2 separate regions of the Mus musculus genome follow, and region 1 is linked to region 2. The links are chromatin loops, found by intact Hi-C in ENCODE. Cell type or tissue: gastrocnemius. All regions are shown on one strand. Each heading gives the region's core, and the rest is flanking DNA. Links, peaks and the distances in the headings are about the cores only. Region 1 holds the start of Myf6 (myogenic factor 6). Region 2 overlaps Ptprq (protein tyrosine phosphatase, receptor type, Q).

Region 1 (11,693 bases), core at 6,166-8,665, 74 kb before region 2:
TCTTGGCTCAAACTGGTCCCCAAACTCATCCTCTGGTGAGGGGATACAGGAGCCTTCATAGAAGTACTCAGAAGGGGAGAACTGGCAGCCGTCCGTCATGTCCATCCTTCAGAGAAGCAGGTGGGAATACCTGGATTCAGCAGAGAGGGAGACACGCCAGTCCCTGGCTGCTGCAGGCCAGCAAATCCAGGCGGAGCTCCCGGAGTTTGGGACTGTCTCTCTGTAATTAACAAGGACAGATGCCTGTTGGCCAGGGTCGGTCAGTGGCTGAGGTTGGGGCTCTTTATATATTCCTGGGGGATGGGAAGGGAGGTTGGTCCCTGTAGCTGGGCGTTATTAGCATATCCCACCACAACCCCCCACAGGGGCTGTCTGGGCAAGCCTCTTGTCTTTCTTCTAGAGACACTTTGCAGTTTACTGGTCCCTTTGACGCTAATGATTTTACTGCAGCCTAACCTGCTCGGTGGCCTTCTGGATAAACTAAACCTAGGGATCACTTAAAGGGGTTGGGGTTGGCTTCTTGAAATTGATCACACTTTAACATAATCAGCAGCAGCAGCACGGTAGCAAGACATTAAAGTTCCGTATTTCCGTCTAACACCAAAGGGAACCTAGCTTCTGGATTCTTAACGCACGGATCTCCGGTGCTTGCTTCTCATTTTCATGAACTTTACCAAAAGATTGAGTCAGTTTGTGTACTGGTAACAGTTGGTAAAATAGTGAGGTGGCATTTTCATGGATGGCATGAACCTAGAGAGCTTGGTGTTTCAAAACCTGTTTGACAAAGACCAAAGAAGTAAAGTTCTGATGAGAGAGATGGTCATCTCATGGGGATGACAGTAGCTGAGCTTCCTTTCTGAGGTCTGGCTCTGTCAGAGGGTCACACGTTTCTTCTGCTGCCCTGAAAAGGAAGTGGACCAGGTGACCTTCCCCCGCATCCTTCCCCTCCGAGCTTCCATCCTTCCCAGCACACGTGTCTGTTGCCTCTTCCTCTGCATCAGACCTAGGCTAATACCTGCACTGGGAGATTCCCACGCCTGAGGAGGACGGTCACCGGCAGCGGTCCAGTTTCTCACAGAAAGCTCCCCGTCCAGCTTGGGGTTTCTTTTCTCCAGAGTCTGCTGCTCCGCCCTACCGTGTCTACAGACTAAACAGCCAGCCAAGGCTTCTCGGGGTCGCTAATTTTCTGCTTTTCAGGCCAGCTAACACCGTTACAGATGGGTCCCAGCTGCCAGCTAAGAGAGATCCTGGGCTAGTGTAAAATTTCCAACTCCTCTTAAAAGAGTGGCTTCACACACTTTGGTGACAAAAGCCTTTCAGAAATGCCATTTGCAGACAGGTCTTTGAAACTTTTGTCAACTGAAGACAAAGGGGAAAACTGCCATTCATTCATATATATATATATATATATATATATATATATATATATATATATATATATATTCAGCCTATTCCTCAGCTTTTATGATTTCTTCTCCACTGTTGATCCGCTTTCAGATCACGTGAGAGGGGAGATGTTATTCATATCCAAGAAACACCATTACTTACGGTCAACACAAATTCTCTGAGAGCTTTAAACCTCTTTTTTGTAGCCCCGTTGTAAAAATGGACTGTTCACACTTGGGAGTGTCATCCAATTAAGTAAGTGTTGTGGATTCAAAGTGACCCTTTGTATGTGTGTGTATATGTGTGTGTGTGTGTGTGTGTGTGTGTGTGTGTGTGTGTATGTGTGTGTGTGTATGTGTTACACTGCCTTTTAGTGGTGATGATGATGATGGTGATGACGACGACGATGACTCAGAGTGACTTTTCTAAAGCAGCCAAGTCTGACAGATCTGGTATCTATCGGGGCCAGATACATTATAACTGTCTGTGAAGGCAAGGACTTTAAGGAAGGGACCAGAAGGTGCCAATCACTGCACTTGCTAGCTGTGTCTGTCTCTGTTCCCTCTACCCTGTCCTGTAATCTTGAAGACAGATTTCTTCTGTAAATCAGGTCTGGTGGGTCTCACACTGAGGGGCTATTTAATCAATTGGCCAATGAAAAATCCAACTGTACCCCTATTGGGACCGGATTAAAAATGTCTGCCTTTGAAATGAATACAATATTGGGACAACACTAGATTTAAACACACACACACACACACACACACACACACACACACACACACACACACACGCGTACTCCTGAAGACAAGGCTCCCGTGGATGCATCTGATTGAGCAAATAGCACACATGGAACCTCTGTGACGCTGTTTTGGAGAGGTAGATATTCTCAGCCTCAGATTCACAGCAAAATTCATAGAGAGGATATGGTCAGCAACTTCTCTACATAAAACCATAGTCTTCCTCTTGCTCCTTCTCTCTTTGTTTCTCCTCTCCTTCCTTCTCCACCTCTCCATCCCTTTCTTTTTTCCCCCTTCCCTTCCTCCTTCCCATCTTTCCTCTTCACCTTCCTTACCTCTGTCTCATATTTGGGGTAACTAAAACAGACCAGTGATGGAGATGCAAACGTGGTCCTTAAGGTGGAAGTGGAAGCAGTTCCATGCTGCCGAGTGACCTTCCGACTGTTTCCCAGTCAGCCTCTTACTGTTGTGTGTACCTAATAGCTACTGCCTCGAATCTGCCCTGCACGGTTGATTTATTGTTCCTCACCATCTTCACAGAGTAACTTGGTACTTGAAAGGATTCCATTTTGTTTGTTTGTTTGTTTGTTTGTTTTAGGTAAACTTTAACGCTAGGGCTGAGTAATTTACCCTTGTCCACACAGGATTTGAAGTAATCTCCCTGTTTTTAGAAATGGCTCGGAGCCCCTGGAAGTGATCCTGCTTGCTTCATACTCAGTGTTCAGGGGTGGGATGAGGGCTTCCTTGACTCACCAAACAGAAAAGCTTACAAACTGGTGTCTTTTCTCTGGGCTCTTGCACTGGGAAGCTGCTGTCACTCAGGGGGCCCCTTGTCAGTAGCAGGAGTGCTCAGAGGTTAGGGCTGTCTTTGGTAAGGTGATCTCAAAACAAATTTACCAGAGAGCAGCAGGCTGAGTGGAACTAAAGACGCAGGGAAAACACAAGCGCGGGCCGCTTAATGAGCACGGCTGAAGGGGTCCGTGTGGAGGGCCCTTTGGGACGCAAGTGCTGAAAATCGGGTCTCAGACCACAAGAATAAAAAATGAGACAAGTTTTAAGCCATTGCCACAGCTAAAAAAACGAGAGGGGTGGGGGGGGGGTAAAAAACCTGAGGTAGACTGGAAAAAGGGAAGTAAACTGGCTCTTGAGATGAGAAAGGCTCACACGCATATTCGCATATTCGAATACACAGTGGAATCCTTTCTCTTCACTTCTGCCCCTACCTGCAGAACTCTGCTTCTCTGTGTTGTAGAGGATATCCCAATGTGCTAAACAATTTTAAATTGTTATCAGCTCTGGAAGCTGGGCACACCTATGTAAACACATTAGTACCTGCCAGAGCAGTGAGAAGAATTTGTGGACCAGACAGCTGAGGAAGACATTGGCCTCCTCTAGAATCCGAAGACTCCCAAGAGAGATCAAAGGACTATGTAAGGACATTTAGCAGCCTGGAGAGGAGGAGAGAAGTAGCCTGTGTCTTCCACCCTACCTTTGTAGGGACCTCTCATCCTACAGAATGACTCAGAGTTAGGTTTGCAAAACACTTTCTTTCTGCAGACAGAACCCACCAGGACCAAGGATCATCTTTGAAAGTATTTCATTAGTGTGTGGAAGTAACTGGTGGCTTCTGTGGACAGAAATATCATGGTGTAAGTGTTTACTCATGATCAGACAATGAAATTAATATAATGTTTAAAATTAAGTGCTTTTGGAATCTCTATGTGGTGATATGAGAACCAAATGAAAAAAAGCAGTTAAATGTTTCCAAAGGAAGAATATAAATGGTAGAGGGATGTCTTTATAATTTTAAAAGTGACTGTGTGACTGTCATCTTCCTGATTTTTCCTGCCCTCCTAAGAGTTGTTAAGAGTCCCTGAATTTCTGTCCTACTCTCTCTCTCTCTCTCTCTCTCTCTCTCTCTCTCTCTCTCTCTCTCTCTCTCTCTCTCTTAAAATGTTGCTCTTAAAAAGTTGACAGAGAATTGAGATCACTTGATAAAAGCAAATTTTCCCAATGTCTGTGGTCCTGCTATGGTGATGAAAGTTAGCTTTAGAAGGCTTATTGATATTTGATATCTATGAATTATTTCAGTAATAGCATAGCAGAAAACCACTCATTATTTAATATGTGACATTATATGAATCTCTAAAAGGAGATCTAAGTTCAATCCCAAAGTCCTTATCTTTAATAAGTTATTATATCTTAATTTTCTGCTTCCATAGTCTTGTTTATTTTGGCTTTGACCTTGGTTAAAGATTATCATCATTAATATCAAACAAAAACAGTTCAAATCACAAACACACCAAGGATTTCATTGGAAATCCTAACATGTCAGCTATATCACCAAAGGTCATATGAACTCTTTGGAAAATATTTTCTCTATTTAATGAAGAGTCTTTCATAGGCAACCTCACTCCAAACAATTTCTCAAGTTACCCAGCTAAGAAGATTTGATTTGCAAAGACTGAATAAAATCCATCAACAAGGAAAGACCAGGAGTTGACAAAAGCATTCTGATACAAAGTAGTTCAACTATAAGTCTTCTTATAAATAATCTAAGATGAATATATTTACTTGATGAGTTGTGACATATCAATTGCACACAGAATCTGGTCTTTAAAAATAACGGTACAGAAGTACATTTTAGGGCAAATCCTTTGGATGACAAAATATTCAGAGATATAGAATGTGTACGGTTAGTAAAGATGGAGACCACCCAGACTGAGTTACGTATATTTTGGTTGGGTAATTTGACTAGGGAATGCTCTGGCATTTCGTTTTCAAAGTCAGGCTGTAATCTGGAGTTTACTAGTTCACTGCACTTGGAGAAAGAGGTTTGCAGGAACGATTGTCCATGAGAGCCAAATAATTCTATGGACCATAGATGTTTGTATCTTTCTGGATGCATAGTAAGTAGCTGAGGGTATAGTTGACTTATGGCCAAGTAAAAAAGTGTAGTTCTCACTGGTTATAGTTGGATTGCATTAATACAAGACTAAGAATGGCTTATCCTCTTGCTCAGTATGATTACTGTTCCTGGCTGGAGTCAGCAAGGACAAGAAGCTACAGTTTGGGGTGACATGCCTGTTGATGGTCAATTGGGATTTGCTAATAATATAAAATAAAAAGAATTGATCTTAGTGTCAGTTTGTGTCTTCATGGGCTATCTGTGAATTGTCACAGGCCCTTGAGAAAGGGCCTCACTCCCGTTGTCTTATAAACAAGAAATCAGGACTCACCGGGAGAGGGATTGGCTCAGGCTGTATAGTCTAGATTTAGTTAGGTAAAGAGGCCTCACAGAGACTCAGGCAGTTTCCTAGGCCACACAGCCACCTGTGTCTCTCAAACATTTTAAAAAGGAATTATATGTTAATACCTGTATTCTTAACCAAACACTCTGACCTTTTCATATGATCAGAAAATAAGTTAGTTACAGGTAAGGCAGTCACAATCACAGTACAGCAACTCTAAAATTCTCCAAGACCCACCCAACCCACCCTTTCTACCGTCCACCGCCACTCCCACTGACAATTCATGCTCAGAAAGTTTTAGGTATTGGTTGGATTTCTGGATTAGAGAGATTGAACCTCAACATTTACACAAATATCCCAAACTCGGGAAAACCTTGGATTTGGAAATATTTCCAACACCTATACATTTTGGATAAGGGATTCTCAACATGTCCTAGCTCCAAGAAAAGTTTTTAAAGGGTGGCAAAATAGAGCTGCCTGTCTGCAGAGTGCAGTGTCTGTGGTGCTCTCTGGAACTTGTGCGTTACTCAACACAGGGAGGGTTAGGACATGGATCCCGGCTGGCAAATGTTTGGTTCCCTTTGACTTTTACATGAGAGCTACAGAGAGACAGTGGAGTTCTTTCTGGGGTGGTAAGCGAGAGTACTGGTCACAGAAAGGTAGATGGAAGGCAGGGGTTAGCAGACCTGGCGTGCTTTGCTCTGCTTTCTTCCCCACTGTGTTTCTTGGTGGTCGTTTTTTCCCCCTGAGGTTACAGGAAAAACAGAAGCGGCACACGTTGTAAAATCTTCACCGAGTAGAGCTCCTGGGGCTTCCGGCTCTCTCTGGGGCTTTGCTGTTTGGTCCAGTTAAGAGGTTTCATGTGTGTTGTTGTTGTCTTTTGCTACCAAGCATTTAACCCTTCTATCTATTGAAGCAGTCCCCCCCCCCCCCCCGCACACACACTTTCAAGGATGTTCACTCTTCTCCAAGAGACAGATTGCACTTCCCTTTTATCTTTCTGTTTGGAAAATAAACTCAAACCAAAGAGCACTTGAAGATATTCCAGTCTGCTGGGGGCTAGTCTAGTTCAAGAAAAACGGCTATCAGGTAGGTCCTGGCTACTTTAGATCTACACTAGGAAACAGTCTGGAACACCAAGGAGCGAAAAATAAATAAATGGGGCCAATTAATTGGATATATTTTAGGGAAATGAACAAAGAATTCTTTTGGGGAGATTTGAAAGATTTTCGTATATTTATAATTAAATTTCAGAGGAAGGAAATCCCACCCTGATCACAAACCATAGAACAGTGTGGGGGATAGAAAGAAAGAAAGAAAGAAAGAAAGAAAGAAAGAAAGAAAGAAACAAAGAAAGAAACAAAGAAAGAAACAAAGAAAGAGAGGGGAAAAGCCACAGAAAGGAGAGAAGAGACATTTTCTGGATACTCCCTTCTACTAACGAGAAGTGAGGAGTCTACATGGAATATTAAAGTGCCCAGTTTAATTGTAATTACGGCTCCCAAATTCATTTTCCTCCCTACAAATTAGGCTGAAAGAAGAGGCCCAAATAAGTGGTCACATGTGGTATCTAAGTTAAAATATGGCTATTCGTTTTTGTACACGTCCTTATAGTCTTTACAGTTAAATCAAATTAAGGCCACCTTTGTACATGTAGAAACGTATTAATATTTTAATATTACAATATCAGGATCTTCACACATTTTATATACAATGTTAAATCCACGTTTAAAATATATTCTTTAGGTTTACATAGAAACGAAAGTTCTAAGACTATTTACAAAAAGTACATTATATACTATTAGGATTAAACGTTCTCTCTTTGATTTAGACAGGAATGAACTTCGTTTGCAACTGACAAAAAAGGGTCACGTGATCATAGTAAAAGTTAATATGTTATTAAAACCAACCAAACTAAAAACAAAATCAGGGTTCTAGAGCTAAGCTACTAGCCGTTCCGATATAATAATAAGTATCATAATAAAAGCCCCAAGGCGAAGGACTTTCACTTGAGGTGGTGAGAAGTTTCTTTTTAAATACTAAATCTCTCGCCTTTCATAAAAGCTGGCATCTGTGAGCCCTAATCTAAATGATTAGGTGGAAAGGGGGGTCTTCCTGCTGGGTGAAGAATGTTCCAAATGCTGGCTGAGTTACTTCTCCACCACCTCCTCCACGCTGGGGAGTTTGCGTTCCTCTGAAGAAATACTGTCCACGATGGAAGAAAGGCGCTGAAGACTGCTGGAGGCTGAGGCATCCACGTTTGCTCCTCCTGCGCACAGAGAACAAACACAAACCGCGCCTGTAGCATTCCTCTGTGTGCCCCACAGAAGGCTACCAAGGCCACGCAGGAGGATTGCATCCCTGAGAGAAAAAAAAAAAAAAAAAAGCGCCCGGATTTGGCTGTTGCTAGCTTTGAGCTCTTTGTGCTCAGCCAGAGCACTCCTGTGCTATGCTGTGCTGTGCTGTGCTGTGCTGTGCTGTGCTGTGCTGTGCTGTGCTGTGCTGTGCTGTGCTGTGCTGTGCTGTGCTGTGCTGTGCTGTGCTGTGCTGTGCTGTGCTGAGCCTAGATGCTTCCAGTACAGCCCAGTGCCCTTTCTTTTAAGTTACCTTCCTTAGCAGTTATCACGAGGCCCCTGGAATGATCCGAAACACTTGGCCACTGGGGGCTGCAGGTGCGCAGGAAATCCGCACCCTCAAGCTGGAAGGAAAACCAAAGCAGCAGATTAGAAAAGAAACAAATACGCAGGGGGGAGAGGAGGGGTGGGAGGTGGAGGCTTGGGGGTGTCTCCCCTGCTTTCTTGGGCCAGACTGCATTTCCTGCTTAGGACAGGGGCTCTATCTTCTAGGGTCACTGGAGGTTCATTAGAGAGGCTAGGGGCGGGCAAGAAAGGGGGTAGGCACCAAGCAGGTGGAGGATACAGTCTCAGGAAGACTTTTAATAGGCCTTTTACATTTCCCTGCCCTGGTCGCATATGGGCTTACAATTTCTTGCTTGGGTTTGTAGCTGTAGGGGTCCACGCCCAGCTCCTGCATCTTCTCTTGCTGATCCAGCCGGTGCAGCAGGTCCTGTAGACGCTCAATGTAGCTGATGGCACTCCGCAGAATCTCCACCTTGGGCAGTCTCTGGTTGGGGTTGGCCACAGTCCGACGCTTCAGGGCCTCAAAGGCTTCGTTGATTTTCTTTAGTCTCCTCCTTTCGCGCAGGGTAGCTGCTTTCCGACGATCTGTGGGGGCAGATTTTCTCTTGCAAGTCTTGCAAGCCCAGATCAGACACTGGCCAGGGCAGTGGGGAGGCTGCAGGCCTGGGGGAGCCAGAACGTGTTCCTCTCCACTGCTGTCGCTCCCGGCTTCCTGGGGCATTTGGTCCTGGCAAGGGGATAGGGTACCATCACTCCCTGGATACAAAGGAGAGCCCTCTGCCACTTCTAATGGCTGAAGAGTCACATTTTCTCCATCTAAGTAGAAGAAATAGGAGCCAGTTTCAAAAAGGTCCATCATCATGTTCTCCTCCTTGGCCTCTGACTGATCTGATCTGGGTGATGGACTCAAAAACCCAGAGGAGCCACCCAGATGGCATTTAATTAGTGCGGTGACATAAGTCGACCCAGCTTTATATATAGTAGCTACTGAAACTCAATCCAACTTCTAGCTGTCATGGAGCATCAGTCTCCCAAAGTGATTACAGCGAGCGCTCCCTAGAACATCTAGTTTGAAAGAAAACGGAGAAATATCACCTCTGAGAGTGAATGTGACCGTCCATAAGACAAACAGGTTAAAAACAAAAATACACACAGATAGTCACAGTGCCGAAAGCATTCGGTGCTTCCATTTTGGACAGTTCCGACACTAACCTGCTAACCAGGCAACTTCAAAAACAACTGGGGATTAACACTGCTCTGCTCCCCTCCCTCCAGAGTTCAACTGAATTCTAAGTATAGACTCATGATGAGAGATTTCATAGGCAATAGCCATTGCTCCAAAATAGCCTCATTAATATTTCCAGTGAGGTTCGGCTCCTTACTCTGTTCTGCCTGTCAAAAAGATGCTATCCCTGTGATTAAAACCATTACCAGTCCTTCAAAGGTTACATATGACTTTCAGGCCTCAGCTTCAATAGAAGCAGGTAAATAATCTCTTTCCTCTCTTTTACTACATCTGTAAGATGAGGTGGGAGTTGGGGAGTGGGTGAAGGGTGCTCACATCCCATGCTATTGTATGAAGTGACTCAGGATTCTTTCACAGTGACCTTCCTTGGCTACCTGTTATTTTAGATAGTGCAATTAAAATATGAATTCTGCTTCCTTTTCCAGTTGGAGCAATAGCATATAAAGGGAGGACTGAGACACAGAAGGAAAATAAACATGGAATAAAACCCTAAAATAGTTGCGGTTAAAAACAAGAAACACAGCAGTTGATTGATAGTTCAAATGTATCTTGAAATAACAAAAGGTTCTGTACCAAGTTTTATTCACATTCTCGCTATCCATTGACTCCACCAAAGTTGGTTGCTTAGGATTCAGATGAGAAAGTAAGAAGATAAGGCACATGTGATGAAACAAATGTTTTTTTATTGTATAGTGCCCATAGTCCAACACATTAGCATGTCGTTCCTAATGCAAAAAATGAAGTATAGAGAGCTCTCAGATTTCAAAGAACTCTCTTTCAGTCCTAGCTGTGTTGACTTCTATTTCTGTGTCTATAGATAAGTACTCTTTGAAATACTTCAAGATGATAGTGGTTGTCTTACAGAGTTTGGGTAAGCGTTCAATAAAATATTATCGCACATGACTCATGTGCATGTAGCCATGCAGTAAACATTAGTTCACTAATGTTTAACATAAACCATAATATAACATAAAAATGTTGGGACTAAGCATTTCAAGGCAAATAAACTACAGCTGGTGTTGCCCCCTCTCTCTGGCTATTCTCTCCTCCCCTAAATGTTTGTTCCTCTTTCTTTGATTTTCAATCCTTCTTGAGAATTCTGGAGAGAGTACTTCCACTACCAGTAAGCAGCTTTGGAGATAAAAGTCTCACTTTTTAGTAGATACCCCAAAAAGTGAATGGAAAGTATAAGAACTTATTCTACCTCAAGCATTGGTTGGGTTGTGTTCCCTCTGGCTTCCTTTTTGAAAAACTAAACTAAATTATTAAAACAGTAAAATCCGTGCAAAAATCACTTTCATATCATTTAGGAATAAGTTAAAATTTTAACCCAAGACACTTTATTTAGTTCTTCTCAACCTCCATTGAGAGCTCATCTTTGAGTGTTAACTATAAGCTGTTTGGGCCAGTTTTGTGTATTTGTTCTTGTGTAGCTGTGAGTTCCTTATCAAGACAGAGAGTCATCATTACACTCTGGGGTGGTAGAAAGCACTAGAAAGAGGAAGAAGAATGCAATACTTATTATGTTATTTCCTCTAGCTGCCTGGTCACCAAGATTAAGGCTGTAGACTGAATGCTTCGGCAACTCAGAGTCCAATCTAGCTTTTCTTATAGAGCATGAACTTCTGTTATTAGCTACATGTTATGCTGTCTCATACATAGAAAACAATTTGAAAAGTTAACCTTTGAAGAAAGGAATCATATAGCATTGTTACTCAAATAATTAAAATGGTCTCCTGCTCTGTCTTCTCATAATTCTGATAATTTTATCTCTTCTTAGGGGATTTATATCCAGAATAATTAATTAGTTTGACAAAGGGATGGAAGCAGAAGAAAGAAGGCAAAAAGGGGGGGGGGGCTGGAATTGGAGTGTGTTGGGGGGGTGGCGGGAGGGTAAAGGGAGGGGAACCTGAAAGACATTTGTCCATACATAACATCTAAATTTCTCATAGCCTCTCCTTAGGTTTGTATAAGGGCAGAAAAAAAATGGCTGTATTTTTGGTTTGTTATAAAAAAATTACAACTTTAAAAATTGTGAAATCACTTTTAAAATGCAGCAATATTGAGTAGGATAAGTGAAAAGCTTGACCAGCAGGCACTGAATTAAAAGTGTCCTGAGCCCTCTTCTCATAACTCTAATAATTTTATGTCTTCTTGTGCAATTTAAATCCAGAAAGTTAATTACTTTGACAAAGGGACAAGAAGGCCTGGTATGCAACCGCATTAACTGGGGACCATAGAAAACAATGAGTCTAGAAGGGTCTAGAGAGCCAGGTAGAAGGGTCTAGAGACAGGTCAGAGGGGAAACTGCCCCTTGTGTGAAATGAAGACTTGAGTTCTATGTAAAATGCTGAGCAGGGTGGTACATTCCTGTAGGTAAACCTGGCACTGAAGAAGATGGAGACAAGAGGTTCTGTGAGGATTGGTGACC
Region 2 (11,693 bases), core at 4,862-7,361:
TAGTTTTCTGGGTATGTTGGATGTAAAGAAGAAAATGGTTATGGTCTGAGAAGACACCTTTTAGGAAAGCATCATCAGCACAGAGGTTCAAGGTCAGTAAAGTGACCTCAGTAATGTTTTCTCTGTGGTTAACATTTTTTTTTCTGATTTACTGTATTAACTTCTAAAGATCTGTTTACTGCGGATTTTTGAGGGTCAACAAAGATGCTTCAAAACAAAACAAAATGAAAAAAAAATGGTCATAAAGAATTCTTGTGAACGTCTTGCAATTCACATCAGGAAGGCAGAAGAATTCCACTACGTTTTTCCAGCAGTTCAAATTGATGTCACTGAGATATTTGCTATTCCCTCATAAACATTGAGAAAGAGTATGGCTGGCCTGTCCTTGTGGAAGAGACAAAGGATCAAAAGAAAAGAATACAGAAAGGAAGAGCCAACCACTGAAATTCAGGTAGTCTGTAGGGGAAGAGAAGACCTACCTTCCTTCCTTCCTTCCTTCCCTCCCTCCCTCCTTCCCTCCCTCCCTCCCTCCCTCCCTCCCTCCCTCCCTCCCTCCCTCCCTTTCTTTCTCTTTTTAGATTTAATTTTATTTATATGAGTACACTGTAGCTGTCTTCAGACACACCAGAAGAGGGCATCAGATTCCATTAAGATGGTCATGAGCCAGCACATGTGGTTGCTGAAAGTTGAACTCAGGACCTTTGGAAGAGCAGTCAGAGCTCTTAACCACTAAGCCTTCTCTAGAGCATGAGCCCTAGAGGCCCAGGAGGTGAACTGAGATGTTGAGGCTGTAGTGTTCGCCTGATAGGTTTTACAGTGGAGGCTGTTTTGGGAATCTATTGTTCTCTTACATACAGTGTTGCTTATGTAAAATAAAGAAAAAACAGCCCAACTGTGTTCTAGATATTATAAAATTCTACATATAAGCTTCTAAAGTTTCATCCTTTGTAAATGAAAAGAGATTACATTAGAATATAAACAACAATCAATATCTAAAAGTTAAGAAGTTATCTCACAAAGCAAATGTCCTTACATTTAATATTGAATAATTTTTATTTCCCTAGGGTTTTGGAGACCCTCCCTAGGCAGCACATCTTCTAGACAGGTGAACAATAAGGCTTACAACGCAGATCTATTAGGTAAAGGCCAACTTTGATAGGTAGTAACCACAAATTATGTTTGATGTTCAAGATTTTAATGTCATCTTGTAAAAATTAATTACAACTTTTAAAATGTCAACAGGGTTTTGGCAGGACCTTGCAACAACAACATGACAGCCTTTATTAAGAATTTGGGGAATTATATTAAACAAGTTTTTAAAATATGCTAGTACCGTGAACAGTGTAGATTTAAAAAAAAATGTGTAGACTTATTGTTTAAAAAGCACTTAAAAAGTTAGGTACTTTGATATAATTCAGCACACACATTGATAGTTCTCTTTCTAAAGGTGATATGCTTTTATTTTGCATAGTCTCTTAAGTCTGAATAGGTTTAAACATGTAAATCCCCTATACAGTTTTGAAATTTATGTAATTTTATGCTGAAATAAGAAACTGTGAACAAAACTCTCACAAATGATAAAAACAAAAGCAAATTTGTAGAAGTATAATCAAATTAGACAACCAATAACTATTTGTGGACACTTCGAAAAAAACAAGTTGGAGAAAGTATTCTATGAGAATTATGAAACAAAATGTTGAAGGTTTAATGAGGTAAACTAATTCATCTCAGGAAAATAAAGAAGTCTCCTTTGAGTGTCATAGTCCGAGCTCGGTTCATACTGAACCCAAAATGCTAGGAAGATTAAGGGAGTCTGTGTGAGCAGCGAGAAGTGTGTAGAAGACGGAGGTTAGCCTTTGAAAGAAGATCTCTGTGACCTGTGTAAACTGGAGCCCCGCAAACACTTCCAACAAGCATGGGGTCAGAAGAGGGTCATGGCTCCGGGCCCTCTGAACCTCTGCTGGCTCAGGGGAGTGTGCTCACCGCGTTAATCTCTCGTCCTTCAGCTCCAAGTCTGCCACCGTGATGAGCTGATCCAGCTTGAATTTAGTGTCAATAATCTCTGCGTCCCGAGGAGAGTACGTACCACCTTCCTTCTGCTTCTGTCTGATTCTGAAACCAGAGAGCCGCACAGTGAGTGCAGGCACTACCGTGAAAGCGCCTGGTAGATGGGGTTGGCATCTTTTCTTTTGTTAAAGTAAAGCCATTCAGACAAATATTTCTTTCCTTGGATGTGACCTGCCCCTACTCCCTTTAGCTGCTTCCTCATTTAATCACAAAAAGGAAAAAGGAAATGGAAATAGCTGAGGAAAATGAATATCGGTGTTCGAAATCAATGCGTCATTGTTTCTTATAATGGAAAACTTTACGTGTAACAAATATGGAAATTGGTTTTTTAAATTATCTTATTTAATTTTTATGGATATAGGAGGAATAAAATACTATCTCTAATTTATGATCAGAAAAGTCAGGGTTCGGTTCAAAATTGGTTAATTCAATCCTGAAAACCTAACAATTTTTTTATTAATTATTAAGACAGCTCCTTTTATAGTTCTGGCTGGTCTGGAACTCTCTAGTTAAACCTGGCTGACTTTGAACTCATAGAAACTCTCTTGTCTCTGCCTCCAGAATAATGGGATTAAAGGAATGAGCTATTAAACCTGGCCCCAATGAGTTTTTTTATTTAAGGCCCCTATCTACTCACTTCTCCAAGGTGTAGTATAACATATAGCAAGGCACTATTTTGGCTCTGCATCAATCATTAATACTTTACATGTGTTATCTATGATAAACATCGATGTCTAGCATGATTTTGAGAACATAAAATGTGACGCCGTCCTCCAAAATACTACACAGTTGAGTATGTCCAAAATGCATATAAAACACAGAAAAGTATTGAAGCTAAACTCAGGAGGCAGTCCTTGATTCCTTGGTGAAGCATTTTAAGGGATTACAGTTATTAGCATTCAGAGGGCAAGCCCACTTTGACTTAGGTGCTCTGCAGCCAGATGGGGAGAGAGCACATATAGACAGACTGATTCAAAGCAAGGTGTCAGAAATCATAAGGCTTGATATTCACCTGAGAACAGATCCCCTTTGGCTGGATAAAGATACTGACTGGGAGGCAGTGCTGAACAAGGAGAGCCCTTCCATTCCCTACAGGGCTCACCAGAAAACAAATGCCAGAAGTCAAACGTGCACTTAGAGCAAACAATGATTTGAACACTGAACATGCGCACTTCTGATTGCTAAGACCCATATATCATACAATACTCTTTCTGCATTTTCCTGTTGGTAGAGGCCACCGCTTTGCGCTGAGGTCATTCTGATTATTTACCAAAACGCTTACTAAAATGTAAGTTCTTTTTAATTGTCTAGAATAGTGACTTTCTCCAGCTATCTTCTGGCAGAATCTGAAAACAGTATGGGACACAGGGAAGATGTCTTCTAAGAGATACTTTCAGATCATACACTCAAAGGCTGACCTAAGAGACTCAAGATAAAAAGGATGGAGCATGGTGTCTAAACTACAGGGATCGCCTTAGAGCTATTTAGAAAACTAGTAGAAAAAAAATATATATTTATAGTGACTCTGAGTAGGTTTACTTTGTTGTCTCTAAATTTGTCCTCTGTGATAACTGAATGGTCCCTAATTTCATTTCTTCTTTGTCACCCACTGGAATGCTAGGCTTTGTCCATAGGAGCACTATAGTAGAGTGACATCAGGGAGTTGCTGTCTTTCTGGGCTCTGGTAGTGTTTTGTTTAAATCTATCTATCTATCTATCTATCTATCTATCTATCTATCTATCTATCTATCTATCTATCTATCTATCTACCTATCTATCTATCTATCTATCTATCTATCTATCTATCTATCTATCTATCTATCTATCTATCTATCTATCTACTTACCTACCTACCTAGACAGGGTCTCATGTTATAACCCTGTCTGACCTAGAATTCACTATGTAGATCAGGTAGGCCTTGAACTCATGGAGATCCACCCGCTTCTCCCTCCAGATTAAAGGAGTGCATCCACATATCTGACTGGTACTGACACTCTAATATTACATGTGGGTCCTCCAGCAACACACCTAAGGAGTTCTTATTGCCTCTCTGCCCATTTCCTTAGCCAAAAATTACACAAAATCCCAATCTTCCCAAACCATTCTGTATAAATGAGATGTATCTACAAGCAAATGTAACCTCCTACCCTCCAATAAGGATGGGTGACTTCTGCAAACAGTGGCTTTCTCTCTGTCATGCCTCGCTTGACAGTGAGAGGTTGTATGTGCCTGTAATAGCCATTCCATGACTATGTTGGGAGATTTCCTTGGCTCTTAGCTCTCTTACTGTCTCCTCTTTCTAATCTAATGATACTGGTTACTTGGATGCATCCTTGGCTCTGATCCCTTTAAGTTCTCCTTTATTCCTGTTCTCCTCAGCATTTATATCAAAACTTTTCCTATCAAAATATCAGGATTGACTTCTTTAAGGCTAGATCAGTTCAATTCCGAATGTATGTATACTGTGAAACATCAGAGTATGTATTCTAGATAGGTTGGAGTATTCCACAAATTGAAGAAAAACAAAACAAAAGCATTTCCCACTGTTGTAACTGTGTTGCTGTTTCTTGATTGGTCTATGAGAGATGTAAAGCACCCAGAGCATTCTGGGACATCTCTTACCTTGCAAATGCAAAAATAGCTGTTCCAAGGAGGATGATTGAGAGGATACACAAAGTGACTGACAGTATGATCTCCACGGTTCTTTCTGAAAGTCCTTCACCTGAGAATGAGTGAAACATGATCACTAACAGGGCCCTGGGGTTCCATCTTGCATCTCAAACCACAGACACTATGTCTTGGCATATCACCTAAGAGACCCAGCATAACAAATTAAATTTGCCTCCTTCTCCTGTTCCCACTCCTCCTCCTCTTCCTCCTTCCTTTCCTCTTCCTTTTAGTTTGGGTGTTCGGTCCTTACGTTTTCCCCATATAAACTTTATTCCCCTCTGAGCTCATTCAGCCTTGTCCTTTAAGTTTCCACTTATATGATAAATGACTTATTTTATATGATAAATGATTTTATATGATAAATAACTTATTTTATTTTTACTAGTAAACTTCAGTCTTCTCTGTGTAATTACCTGCCAGATATTTTTTTACTTGGAATTATGGGTATAATTTAAAATGTGTATGTCCAAAATGTGATATTTTCTATTTTCTACTGATTCCTACTCTCAGTTGAGGAAAACTCCATTACTCTAGTTGTGCTGGTCAAACAGAAACCTTAGAGTCACATTTTGAATCTCTCTTTGCTAGGTTACTGCCCATTGGTACTAGCCTTAATATATTATGCATAAATATATATTATGTATATACAGATGATCTTTACTAAGTGAAACCACAATCTCTTATAGATGCAAGAATTTCAATGTGAGAAAAGAACAAAATGTTTAAAGAACAAACTAAGTTCCAAGTATAGTTGGAATGGAATGACAGCCTTATATGAGTGCTAGGCACTTAGCTCTTCTCCTCTACAGTGTAGCAAGGCACTTTTTAAGCCACTAAACCTTTTCTATGGCCCCTGATCATCTCATATCTTGCAAGGGATTGCTCAACCATCTCTGAATGAATTATTGTAAAATAAATGCATTTGTCTCTTTAACTCATATAGAAAAGTTCACACTCATAGACGTTATTTGGGGAAAATTTTAACTCATGTGACTATAAATAGTCTCAGTTCTATGTCTGAAATATAGGCAAAGATTAAAGCTTTATCTTTTTCTGCTAGATTGTTGATTATACAATGTTATCAGGTTTCTGCAGCTATTGATTTTCATGGTCTAGCTGAGTGAATACTGAGTTTTAAATAGTCATCAGAGTTTCACAGTCTTTAGTATACCCAGCTTCATTTAAAGGATGCTAGAAGACCAAGTATCCCATTGGATACTAAGTACACCTTCTTATTTCCTAAAATATCAGTGTTTTGGTTTATAATTTTAAGATGATACATGTAATATTCTTGCCAAAGGAAGACAGAAGAGGAATCTTGTTGATCAGGTGATAGTGAGACACAGCCTTAGAACTCAGTTTTCCTAGACCACAAAGTGAAATTTCAGACTAGATTACCATTTCAAAGCACTGACCCAAGTGAGGAAATGACATATAATATATTAATAAACAACATGTCATCCTGTGAGTGCATGTATTGCAAAAGTGCCCTCAGGAGGGGACACAGTGTACCATGATAGTCGGGTATGCTTTCTGAATCACTTCTGTTCATGAGTGAGGTCATTTCTCCAAACTCTGTCATACAAAGTGACATTCTTTTACATGACTTCCCTCATGATACTCACAGGCCACTTCTTCACTAGACTTACTGTCTGCTAATTACAGTATCTTGTTTGTCTGGTATATTCCAGTACTGTAATTTAGAAAAGTACAATAAAAAGCACTCATTTTTCCCAACTATTACCTTCTGACTGGAATTATTCTGTCTAAGCTCCTAGAGCTAATATATGTCCTTTGTTTCTTATTAAACTACTAGTCTTTTGGGATATTAAAAAACAGTATGAGGAGTTAACTGAAAGTTAACTTTATTACATTATTATTTTTAAAGTGCCTTGGTGTGTATGTGTATGTGAGTATGTGTATGTGTGTGTGTATATGTGTGTGTGTGTGTGTGTGTGTGTGTGTGTGTGTGTGTGTACACACGAGTATGTGAAGGCAAGCTAGTGGAAGTAGAACAACTTCTGGGATTTGGCCCTTTCCTTTGAGTATGAGTTGTGAATCACATTCAGGCAGCCAGGCTGGGACAGTAAGCTATTACACTCAGACTTATTTTGCCAACATTAATTTAAATGTACATACAGTGGCATTATTATAAAGCTCAAAATAGGTACTGCCCTAATGGTCAGCCATTTCATTTAAAAATAAGCATGTCTTGAAATGATCTACAAGACCATTTCCCTCCAGGAGATAAACAGTGCTTACTAGACTATGAGAAAGGGATGGGGGAGGATTTATTCATTGTTAAAATAATTAAAAGCCAGTGTCAAAACATACCTCCACAACATGTTTATTAATGAGATGGTGACCTTAAAACTCAAGACAAGATGGTAAGAAGAGAGAAAAGCTAGAAATAACTTTAAACATTCAGAAGAGAAGGTGGCCCAGGGCCACAAGTAGAGGCATCCAACCACATTGAAATTGGAGGCAGCTTCAGGACATAGTGATGTTTTCCAATAGTGTAGGACAGTGGTTAACAGGACACCGCCCAGAGTCATGCTGCCTGGATCTGAAAGCTGATCCTGCCATGTCTTCACTGCGTAAAACCCACTGCACTAGGTTTCTCACTGATGAGTTAGTATTACCTGTAGGAATGCAAGCTATGAAATGGACACAGGGCTTCATTTCTAAAGCTACCTCCCAGTTTTGAATTTGTGTGGCAGTGACAGGTGTCTTTGTTAGTAATCATTTCATATTCGTACACTCGTTTCCTAATCCGAACTAATCTCCCAGTTGATTTATGAAGTACGTTTTAGCACTGTCACTGTAGAAATAGGATTTTTAGAAATTAAATACGCTGGGCATTTTCACAGCTATCGAGGTTATCTAAATTCAGCACATACTAAAAGCATCTGAAATATTTCAGTCTGACGGTACAGTTTGTGGGGTTCACCCCATATTAATACTGTCTTACTAACTAGATAAACGTCCCCTTTACTTCACCACTATCTTGGAAGAATGTGATAAGTCATAGTAACACATATTCTCTCTCCCTCTCCTTCTCCCTCCTCCTCTCCCCTTTCCTGTCCCTGTCCTTCTCCCTGTCCCTGGTCCCTCCCTCCTCTCTCTTTCACACACACACACACACACACACACACATACACACACACACACACACACACCTACATCCATCACTTCCCTTTTCTCTTTCTCAGCCTGATTACAATGGGGACATTCTTTCCATAGTAATTAAATGAGAAGTGTTACAACAAAAATAAAACCATCAGAGATTGCCTTTGCTGTGCAGTTTGGCATCTCATCTTACACTGCTTTAACAAGGCCTCTGAAAGGTAACTGCTTTAACAAGGCCTCTGAAAGGTACAGACAGGGACGTCTGGTTTTCAAGTTACAGAAACCTTCTGCAATTAAACCTCCCCCCCAAAATACAGTCTACAAGCAGTGTCCACGAACTCGTGTGTCTTAGGAAGGCTTAAAAGGCCTGAAAGCTCATGCCCCCCATGAGAATGGGGGTGGTGGTGCTAATGTTCAATCTAAAGTAAAAACAAAAATCAAATAACTGTAATTAAAGTGACATACGTCGTTTCCCATTTACCAGTGCAGGCCATAAAGATCCTCTTCAAGGTCAGCTTTTCACTAAATTATAACCACTTCTAGTTAGTTGGTACAAGATGCACTTTATCTTGCTCCTTTAAATCCTATATGCTAACCCATGAAGGGTCCAACTGCTACCAGCATGAACTGCCAAAGCACCATGATTGGATAAACTGGATGGGACTATGCCCTCATTCCACTGAAGCCCAGGATTGCATTCACGCATATGCCTTCGGCAGGCTTGTCAACAGTGTTGAGTTCCACTAGTGTGCTGCGATGATGTCATCTGTCCTGATGCATGGCATCACTGAGACAAAAAATGACTCAGTCTCCCTTTGTCATTATCTGGTTACACAAAGGCATTATTGCGAGTACATGTCTCTTCGTTTGCCCCAAGTTGCACAGTGATGAGTTCCATCTGTGGGCCTCTTCTCATTACTGAAACAATCAATATTATTTCTTTTTTGAGTCCTTCTACTTTATCATCTTTGCCATGCTCTTTTGCCAAGAGTACTTTATTTCATTCCATGGCCTCTACTAATATCTTCTCTTTCATCTGTCCCTATTTTAATAGATACTTAAACATTATGGGGCAAACGCCAATTATAAAACCACTGCGCATCAGGAGGAAGCCCCTAAAAGGTTAGTCTAAGAGAGAGTCCCCAAAGGCTGTCTTTACATCACTGATATAGGAATATCACATTGCACTTTGAGAATTTAGTTAATAGGACCATGGAAGCCTCTTCGTTTATTAGCAGCCCATTGGTTCTCTGTTTGCTTTGTTCAGCCTATGTCCGGCTGGCCCCTTCTTCTGTGGCCTTTATGGCAGCCTGACCTTCTTTCATTCCACACCATTCACATGCCACAGGCCTCCTCCATCTACAGAGCATGTAGCCGTTAGTGTCTGGAGGATTTGGTGGTAGCTGTCATGTCTCCAGTAGACAAAAAAATCAGTATGGGTTTCTGAAAGTGGTGCTTACAGCTCCCTCGCTTGGTTGTAAATAGAGGGAATTAAAAGAAAGCCATTGTTGAAAAGTACCTTGAAACTGTGTTCTAGATGATGCTCGCTCTGGAAAAGTGTGAGTAGCCACGTTCTCAGACTATGTGGCTCCTGGTTTCTGACTATCTCCCTTCTTAGGGCAGTTCTCATCTTGTCACTCTGATGTCCTAACTTTCCCTCTCACTCAAATGATTGAGCCTGGTCTTCAATTGATAATCTACACAAACCCATCTGTCTAGTAACAGGCTAGGTACATGACACCCAGACAGCAACCATTTCTCCTCCCCGCTCTTCTCTATAAAATATTATCTCCTGAAGGTACTTGAGTTCTTTCTGTCTTTTATCTTCCATTAGGAAATATACCAGAACAAGCACTACTTAACGGCAGGAATTGCTGACAAATTCTGATCATCTTGCTGACAACAGAACACATATTTTGCTATCAGCAGTTAAATGAGGAAATATTTCACAATTACAAAACCACAAGTCAAATCAGCCTGTCTCAAAATTACATTTATTGGGTACAATTAGCCAAGACAATTATTTTAGGTCAATGCTTTAACATAAGAGATTTGTTATTCAAACAAACCTGTATGTAACACACCTTTGGACTCTATTCTTAAGTATGTATTTTTTTCCTATGTAGACATGACAGCGGCTGGTTCTTTACCCAGCTAATACCTCCACAGTCTGATGAGACCCTCTGAAAGTGGTGGGAAAATCCACTGCTCTGTCCCTACAGTTCTCACTGAATTATGCTGTAGCTCATGATGTACTGATGGATCACCAAGATCAGTGCCCTACATTAACTTCGTACATGTTCAAGTAATATTCCAGAGATGTACCCACCTTAGTGTTTTGTTAGGTAGCTTAGAAGTTTTGAATCCCTACCACAAATAATTTTTTAAAAAAATCTGTGATTCTTTGAGTGAAACTGTAGGAAGTCAATAAAGTAAAAATCCCTCTAAAGTCTTTGATTATAACCCATCAAAAGAAGCTATTGGGGGCTAGAGACATGATTCGGTGGTGAAGAGCACTTTTTATTGCAGAGAACCCAAGATTGGTTCTGAGTACTCCCATAATGGTCACAATCATCTGTAACTCCAGTTCCATGGAGCCTGATACCCTCTTCTGACCTCTGTGGTCACCAAAGATGCATATGATACACACACACACACACACACACACACACACACACACACACACACCACTCCTACCCATAAAATAAATAAATCTAAAACTTTAAAAGTCATTAAACATTGAACAATATAAGCATTAAAAGTTTGAATCTTTACACATCATTTTATTTAAGGTTTCAAAAAAGCTTTAAAATAATATATTTTTAAGTTTCTAAAAGGAATACATACTTATAGGAATTAAATTATTATTCCTATCACAGAGATAAGATTAAAATCCAGGTCTTAAACCTTCTTTTGTAGCACAGTAGTTATAGAATCGTGGGCTAAAATGTTGGCATCCTAGCTAAACAATGATTTAAACAGTGTGGGTCTGGGTTCCCTCATTTGTAATTTGGAGTAAAAATTATCACTCAACCTAGTGTCTCCCATTCCTGGCATGACTGACATTGTGTCAACATCGTAAGGATGTGACTGAAAAGCTGAAGAGAGTAGAAGAAAAGAAAAGAAAAGAAAAGAAAGGAAAGGAAAGGAAAGGAAAGGAAAGGAAAGGAAAGGAAAGGAAAGGAAAGGAAAGGAGAGGAGAGGAGAGAGAAAAAAGTAGTTTTGAAAATTTTTCTAGTGAAAATTATCAGATGATTTCTCTGTTATGAAGACCTTGTATTGTATTTATTATATACATTAACTATGTTAATTATATTATAACATATGAGACATATATATATTTAAAGCACCAAATACCTTTTTACTTAGAATATCATCAAGGAACCAACACTTTAACCAGGCTTATAGCCAGATGTGAACAGTGGAAGAAATAATCTTTTCAAAGAATATTGAAGACATCATTTTCCTTTAAAAAGTTGGTTAACTTTAAAAAAGACTCATACTAAAGACTATCAATCCATGATTTAATGTCTTTACTGAACATTTAATAACTGTTACCATCAAAGAAACACACTGAGATCATAGGTGAAGGCTGGAGAGACAGTTTGGTGGTTAGTGTCTGACTTGCATGCACAAGAACCAAATTTTGGATCGCCAGAGTCCATGTTAAAAGAGTAGCCTGTATGATGATAGCCTCTAATCCCAATGCAAGACCTGTGGAGGAAACTTCAATAGGCAAAGTCTGCCGGCTCTAAACTCAGCAAGAGACCCTAGCACAATAAATGGAGTAGATGTTCCACCCTCCATATGCACCTGGACACAAGTGC

The links. Hi-C counts contacts between places; a loop is a spot of excess contacts. Peaks named below come from ENCODE experiments on the same cell type or tissue, not always from the same donor. Only the 100,000 strongest peaks of a DNase experiment are listed, where the experiment ranks them.
Region 1: a loop joins it to region 2, with 6 times the contacts of the local background. A loop is called at or near these places in 2 of 42 quality-filtered maps.

What each region holds. Positions count from the first base shown.
Region 1 is chr10:107,485,827-107,497,519 of GRCm38, forward strand. It overlaps Myf6 (myogenic factor 6), which reads right to left and starts at 8,897. Exons shown (of 3, transcript NM_008657.3): 1 at 8,360-8,897; 2 at 7,985-8,075; 3 at 7,022-7,646. The coding sequence starts at 8,878. The coding sequence ends at 7,528. It overlaps Myf5 (myogenic factor 5), which reads right to left and starts at 308. Exons shown (of 3, transcript NM_008656.5): 1 at 1-308. The coding sequence starts at 105. Gm36177 (a long non-coding RNA gene) reads left to right here and starts at 9,442. Exons shown (of 6, transcript XR_872011.1): 1 at 9,442-9,500. In gastrocnemius, for the core only: no CTCF peak of the experiment used is centred there; DNase peaks (open chromatin) are centred at 7,629, 8,135 and 8,552; H3K4me3 peaks cover 2,500 bases; H3K27ac peaks cover 2,500 bases.
Region 2 is chr10:107,561,152-107,572,844 of GRCm38, forward strand. It overlaps Ptprq (protein tyrosine phosphatase, receptor type, Q), which reads right to left. Exons shown (of 45, transcript NM_001370987.1): 34 at 4,690-4,789; 35 at 1,984-2,112. All of the region lies in intron 1 of Gm36177 (a long non-coding RNA gene), which reads left to right. Among named protein-coding and RNA genes, the nearest start is that of Gm36177, 72 kb to the left of the region's middle. In gastrocnemius, for the core only: no CTCF peak of the experiment used is centred there; no DNase peak of the experiment used is centred there; H3K4me3 peaks cover 39 bases; H3K27ac peaks cover 1,827 bases.